2 separate regions of the Homo sapiens genome follow, and region 2 is linked to region 1. Evidence: read pairs that join two places in POLR2A ChIA-PET (ENCODE). Cell type or tissue: PC-9. All regions are shown on one strand. Each heading gives the region's core, and the rest is flanking DNA. Links, peaks and the distances in the headings are about the cores only. Region 1 overlaps AIG1 (androgen induced 1). Region 2 overlaps AIG1 (androgen induced 1).

Evidence for each region. ChIA-PET counts read pairs that join two places held together with the same protein. Peaks named below come from ENCODE experiments on the same cell type or tissue, not always from the same donor. Only the 100,000 strongest peaks of a DNase experiment are listed, where the experiment ranks them.
Region 2: POLR2A ChIA-PET joins it to region 1 with 9 read pairs; 3 of 35 experiments call an interaction of 5 or more read pairs at or near these places.

What each region holds. Positions count from the first base shown.
Region 1 is chr6:143,063,840-143,066,758 of GRCh38, forward strand. All of the region lies in intron 1 of AIG1 (androgen induced 1), which reads left to right. Among named protein-coding and RNA genes, the nearest start is that of AIG1, 4.4 kb to the left of the region's middle. In PC-9, for the core only: no CTCF peak of the experiment used is centred there; a DNase peak (open chromatin) is centred at 1,282; H3K4me3 peaks cover 820 bases; H3K27ac peaks cover 1,495 bases.
Region 2 is chr6:143,135,307-143,138,225 of GRCh38, forward strand. It overlaps AIG1 (androgen induced 1), which reads left to right. Exons shown (of 6, transcript NM_016108.4): 2 at 1,529-1,684. LOC124901416 (a long non-coding RNA gene) reads right to left here. Exons shown (of 4, transcript XR_007059794.1): 2 at 1-26. Among named protein-coding and RNA genes, the nearest start is that of AIG1, 76 kb to the left of the region's middle. In PC-9, for the core only: no CTCF peak of the experiment used is centred there; no DNase peak of the experiment used is centred there.

The DNA of each region.
Region 1 (2,919 bases), core at 152-2,651:
AGCAGATGATTATGTGGCAGTGGCCATTCTGGCTGTATTCATTTCTCTCCTTGGGTATGAGGGTCATTCCAGTAGATTCAGAGCTTATGGTCAAAAACTGAAATACACATTGTTGCTACCAGTAATCTTATACTGTTATTCTCCAATGGTTTCTTTTCCTAGTATTGAGAAACTGTAAGAGAACTAAGGTGTTTTTGGAAAATTGAAGTTAGTAAATGGAAAAAGAACACTGTCTTGGTGTGGTAGGCAGAATAATGGGCCTCCAAAGATGTTTACATTCTCATGCCAGGAACCTGTGAATACATTAGGTTACATGGCAAAGGGAAATTAAAGTTGCAGATGGAATTAAGATTGCAAATCAATTGACCTTAAAATAGGGTAATTATCCTGAGTTATCCCATTGGGCCCAATGTAATTACAAGGGTCCTTAAAAGGAATAGGGAAACAGAAGACAAGAGCTTGTTGGAGGAAGATGTGACTGGAAGAAAGTCAGAGAGAGATACGACAATGCTGGGTTTGAAGATGGAGGATGGAGCCAGGAGACAAGGGGTGTGAGAGGTGTCTAGAAGCTGGAGAGGACAAAAAAATGGTTTTCCTCCTAGAGTTTCCAGGAACACATACCTGCTGACAGCTTAATGGTAGTGTATTTTGGACTTCTGACCTCCAGAATTGTAAAATAATAAATTTGTGTCATTTAAGCCATTCAATTGATAGTAATTGGTTACCACAGTAATAGAAAACTAGTATACTTGGCTTTAAAGCCTCTGACTTAGAAAAAAAACTTAACTCTTTTTGTACTTATATGAAATAAATGCAGTGACTCAGCTAGCCCTTTATGTATAGTAGATAACTGGTTAATTTTAGCTTTAACAAAAATGCAAGTTTTTTCCTACTTCATCCATGAAATTATGTGGAGGAGACATACATATGTGTAACAGTGGGCAATATGAGGATTTGTAAAGACTGGACTGTCAAGCGTGTCTGTGTGAAGAGACCACCAAACAGGCTTTGTGTGAGCAATAAAGCTTTTAATTCACCTGGGTGCAGGCGGACTGAGTCTGAGAAAGGAGTCAGCGAAGGGAGATGGGGAAGGGGTTGCTTTATAGAAGTTGGGTAGCTAATGGAAAATTACAGTAAAAGGTGGTTATTTATTGTTAGCAGAGAAGGGGGTGACAAGGTACATGGTGGGGAGATCATAAGACTTATTGTCCAGAAGAAGAATGTCACAAGGTCGGTTGATCAGTTAAGGTAGGGCAGGGACAAGTCACAACGGTGGAATGTTGTAATGTTGGTTAATCAGTTAAGGCAGGAATTGGCTGTTTTACTTCTTTTGTGGTTTTTCGGTTGCCCCAGACTTCTTGGCTCCTGCAGGCCATCTGGATGTATATGTGTAGGTCACAGGGGTTACAATGGCTGAGCTTCGGCTTAGAGGCCTGACATGGACAACTTTGGAAAAACTAGGTCTTTACTATGAAGTATTTCAGAGACTATCATTAAGTAACATGTCAGGCCAGGAGAAGAAATACACTTAATTGGAAATAAGCTGGAAAGAAAGAAAATTTAAACTAGCTGTTACTCAAATATTAACACTTTCTTAGTCAATATCACAGCTGATGAATTTTCTTCAAGTGATGTGGATTCATTCACTAGCAAAATGATTATGCTGTGTGTTACATGATAATTGCCCCAAAAGATAATAAAGAAGAATTAGGATAAAACCAACATAAATAAATGAAAAGAAAAAGGCAAATGTATTTTGAGGTCTTAAAGTAGTATTTGGGGTATAATAGGTGTTTAGTAAATGTTTAAGTAAATGGAAGCTTTCTCTTCCCAAATTTTCATTGAGTATTCTTTTCTTGTCCTGTCTCCTCCCAAAAACATTCAAAATGATAGGAATTTAAAAATGTATCAACCAGAACATTATTCATATGTATATGGTAGAGTCTAACAGATGAGTCAGAATCAACTTCTTTGAAAACCATGAACTGGATTTTTTAGAAAACTTAAAATATTGATGATGGATGTAAGACATCTTGATTTTTAAAGATTGAAACATATCTGGGAATCCCATTGGCTCTAGTTTGTAGTACTGGCCATTTTGAGAGTCATCCTCTCTTAGGGCCGTATCATACCCATTATTCCTCCTAGACTGGCTTTTCATTCATGTCATGGCAGAATATTGTTCAGGCCCTGCCTACTCAAAGTGCGGGCTGAGGACCAGCAGGATCAACTTTGTCTGGGAGCCTGTAAGAAATGTGGCATCTCCAGCTCCACCCCAGAGCTTCTGAATCAGAGTCTGCATTTTAATAAGATCATCAGGTGATTTCTATGCACATTCAAGGTTGATAAATGCTGCTCTAAGTTGCATTGTTTTTTCATTTACATGGATTAATTGTAGGACCCTGTAGAGCAGTCTTAATATATGAATTCTGCCTATTTTCTTTGTTTTTTTTTTGAGACAGAGTTTCACTCTGTCACCCAGGCGAGTGCAGTGGTGATCTTGGCTCACTTCAACCTCCGCCTCCCAGGTTCAAGAAATTCTCCTGTCTCAGCCTCCCGAGTAGCTGGGATTACAGGCACCTGCCACCACACCTGGCTAATTTTTGTATTTTTAGTAGAGACAGGGTTTTACTATGTTGGCCACACTGGTCTCAAACTCTTGACCTCAAGTGATCTGTCTGCATTGGCCTCCCAAAGTGCTGGGATTACAGGTGTGAGCCACCGCGCCTGGCCTGAATTCTGCCTATTTTCAAAACATATTACAGATTGACTTTCACTGTGATATAACAAAAAAATGTAAGAAATTACAATTTGAAAATAAAAGAAAGATATGTTTCAGATACGAGAGATGGGTTAGTTATTGCTATTGAGAAACAAATTTAAATAATCTTCAGGGCAACTAAGGTGAAAAACAATACA
Region 2 (2,919 bases), core at 144-2,643, 71 kb after region 1:
ACATAGAGATTCAAACATCTAAAGTCCTAGGATATGAAAAATAGAAAGATATGAATAGGAATATATGAAAAATAGAAAATAGAACATTTTTCTAAGTATGAAATTATTCCCTGAGTCATTTAAGTTATTTCTAGTTATCAAAACATGACTCTTGCCAACACTTTTATTGTGTCGTTCTCAATTGTGGCAGTCTTAGCTTCTTTTACTCTGGCTTTTCTGGCTGCAGAAAGAATGACAGTAAACCTTAAGTCACTGAAGCTAAAGACAGGCTACGTTATGAGGAAACAGAACATTACTCTGCCTAAGACTGACTAATAATAGTAAGATTTGATGAACTCCAAAAAGCCTAGGTTAACAATTTCTGTGTTCTAGTGCTATGCTAAGTGATGGAACTAAATACTTTTTAGGATCCTTCTTCCCTTGTGAGGACCCTATCCACAGAGCTTTCACAGACTCTTTCTACTGCCAATGAGGAAATTTACCAAAAAAGGTCCTTGCTATCTTTTCTAAAGAGGCAATGAGTAAAATTGTGTCTTTTACAAAGATATCATCTGTAAACTATTTTCAGTAGGAAAAAAGCCAGAAAAATTTTCCTGAATCTATCCTTGGTGCTAATTGGGTATGACTTTGTGTGCAGGGGATACATTTTCTGCCCTTTCCATAATTTGAATGATCATCTATCTAGCTGCATTACAGTATGCTGCCTGCAGTGTTCTCCTTTGCAATAGTCCAAGTAAATAAAACATAGCTGATCTAAATGCTTCCATTCATAATTGATTTGAGGAATGTATAACCTGTAGTTTTTTTGGGGGGGCGGTTAGAGAAATTGTATGGGTATCTCTGTTTATATTACTTTGGAAATATTTTATTTCATAAATACTAAAAACCTGAGTAGAAGGTCATTTAGTTCAAGTTTGACAACAGAAACTTGTTTCATATCAGCCTTAATTATTACATTCAGTCGATTTTTTTATGACTCAAGGACCCACTTCCTACCACTTCCTTTGATAGAAAAAATATCTAAATGTAAGAGATGAAAGCATAGGAAAGTTTTTCACATTTAGACTGAATTGTCTTGTTATTCAGACAGTCCTCACCCTTTTGTTTTCACTTCTTAGATATTTGTTAAAACTCACTAGTTATATTGACTAGTAGAAACCATAGATGTGATTTAGACATGACATAGAAGAAACCATGACAAACCATAGACATGATGCTTTAAAATAATGGCCCTGCTGGTTTGATCGTTGATACTTCTTTCTGATGGGCCCTATTTAGATGTGTGTGTGCATGCATGTTTTGCACTTGTCCCGAGGTGAGTGAAAATGGAAGTGGTGTTTTAAAGATGAACTTTCTGTATAAAAGCAAGTTGTAAATGTCTGTTCTCTATTTCTAGGAGCAGCTCTTTAAAATATGCTTCTGATCCTTTCTTATTAGATGTCATGTTGTACACCAGCAGCTCATTTGCTGTTCCACAGCTTGGGTCTCCAGATCTTAATGACTCATACCGGCTGTTGTCCCCCTACAGGTTATCCAGGCTGTCTTTTTTGGCATCTGTGTGCTGACTGATCTTTCCAGTCTTCTGACTCGAGGAAGTGGGAACCAGGAGCAAGAGAGGCAGCTCAAGAAGCTCATCTCTCTCCGGGACTGGATGTTAGCTGTGTTGGCCTTTCCTGTTGGGGTTGTGAGTATGATGGAGGATGCATTTAGCCACAAAAGAAACTTGGCTCTTATTTCAGACTTCTAAGAGAAAAAAAAAGAGTTCATTATAAGAGGTTTCTGTATTATTAGTTTGCTGGAGCTGTCAGTACCACAGATGCGGTGGCTTAAACAACAAACATTTATTTTCTCGTAGTTCTGGAGGCTGAAGTCTGAGATGCAGTTGTCCACAGGGTTCGTTTCTTCTGAGGCCTCTCTCCCCTTGGCTTGCAGACAGCGCCTTCTGACTGTGTCTTCACACACTCATCCCTCTGTGCCTGTCTTTGCCTAAACTTCCTATTTTTATAAGGTATAGCAGTCATATTAGATTAGGGCCCCCTAATGACCTCATTCAACCATATATAATCACCTCTTGAGAAACCCAGTCTCCAAATACAGTCACATTGTGAGATTCTGGGGGTTAGGGCTTCCACATATGAATTTTGCAGAGGACACAATTCAGTCTATCAGTTTCTTAAGCAGCCCAAACTTGAAAGGTAGGGTCCTTGGGTCAACCAGGCTTTTGAACTTGGGAGAGGAGATCAGTATTAGCTCATACTTCTTCAGTTACCCAGCTGTGCCATTAGCTACTATCACTGAAGTAAATGCCTCTTAATGTTTGGGTCTGTTTTGACTTCATTGATTTTCATTGTTTTCAGTTAGATTCTCTTCATAACTCAACTTCCTTCACAAGTCTGTTAATTTTCCATTGTCTGCACATAAACCATGTTTTTTTAAAGGCCCTCAGAGACCCTACAGATTTTAACCTCTGTGTAGCCAGGAGAAGAGAACTCATATATATCACAAACTGTAAAGATGAGTAAGAAGTTGTTATTTAATTCAAATTCAGACCTTTCATTTGCCAGCTGATTTCGGGGGAAAACAGAAGTCTCAGTGATGTGGTCTAGCACATGCACCAAGTCCATTGTAGGAAGAATCAGAAAGTTGATCATAAGTCCTTCCAGTGGATTACTCATATTTGTCAGGTTTGTAGCTGGTAGAAGGCCCTACATGCTTGCTTTAAGACCAATTAGTAGACACTCAGATGGTCACTGAATTGCTTTTTCTGTGTGCCAAATTATATTTTCTTGGATGAAATAAATAGCCCTTAACCCTGAGAAAAACACAATGGCCAGAGAGCATTATAATTTGTTGACACTCCTCATTCCCTCATCCTTGTCCTCTGAAAACTTAAATAAATGAGTACTCAGATTGAAGCTA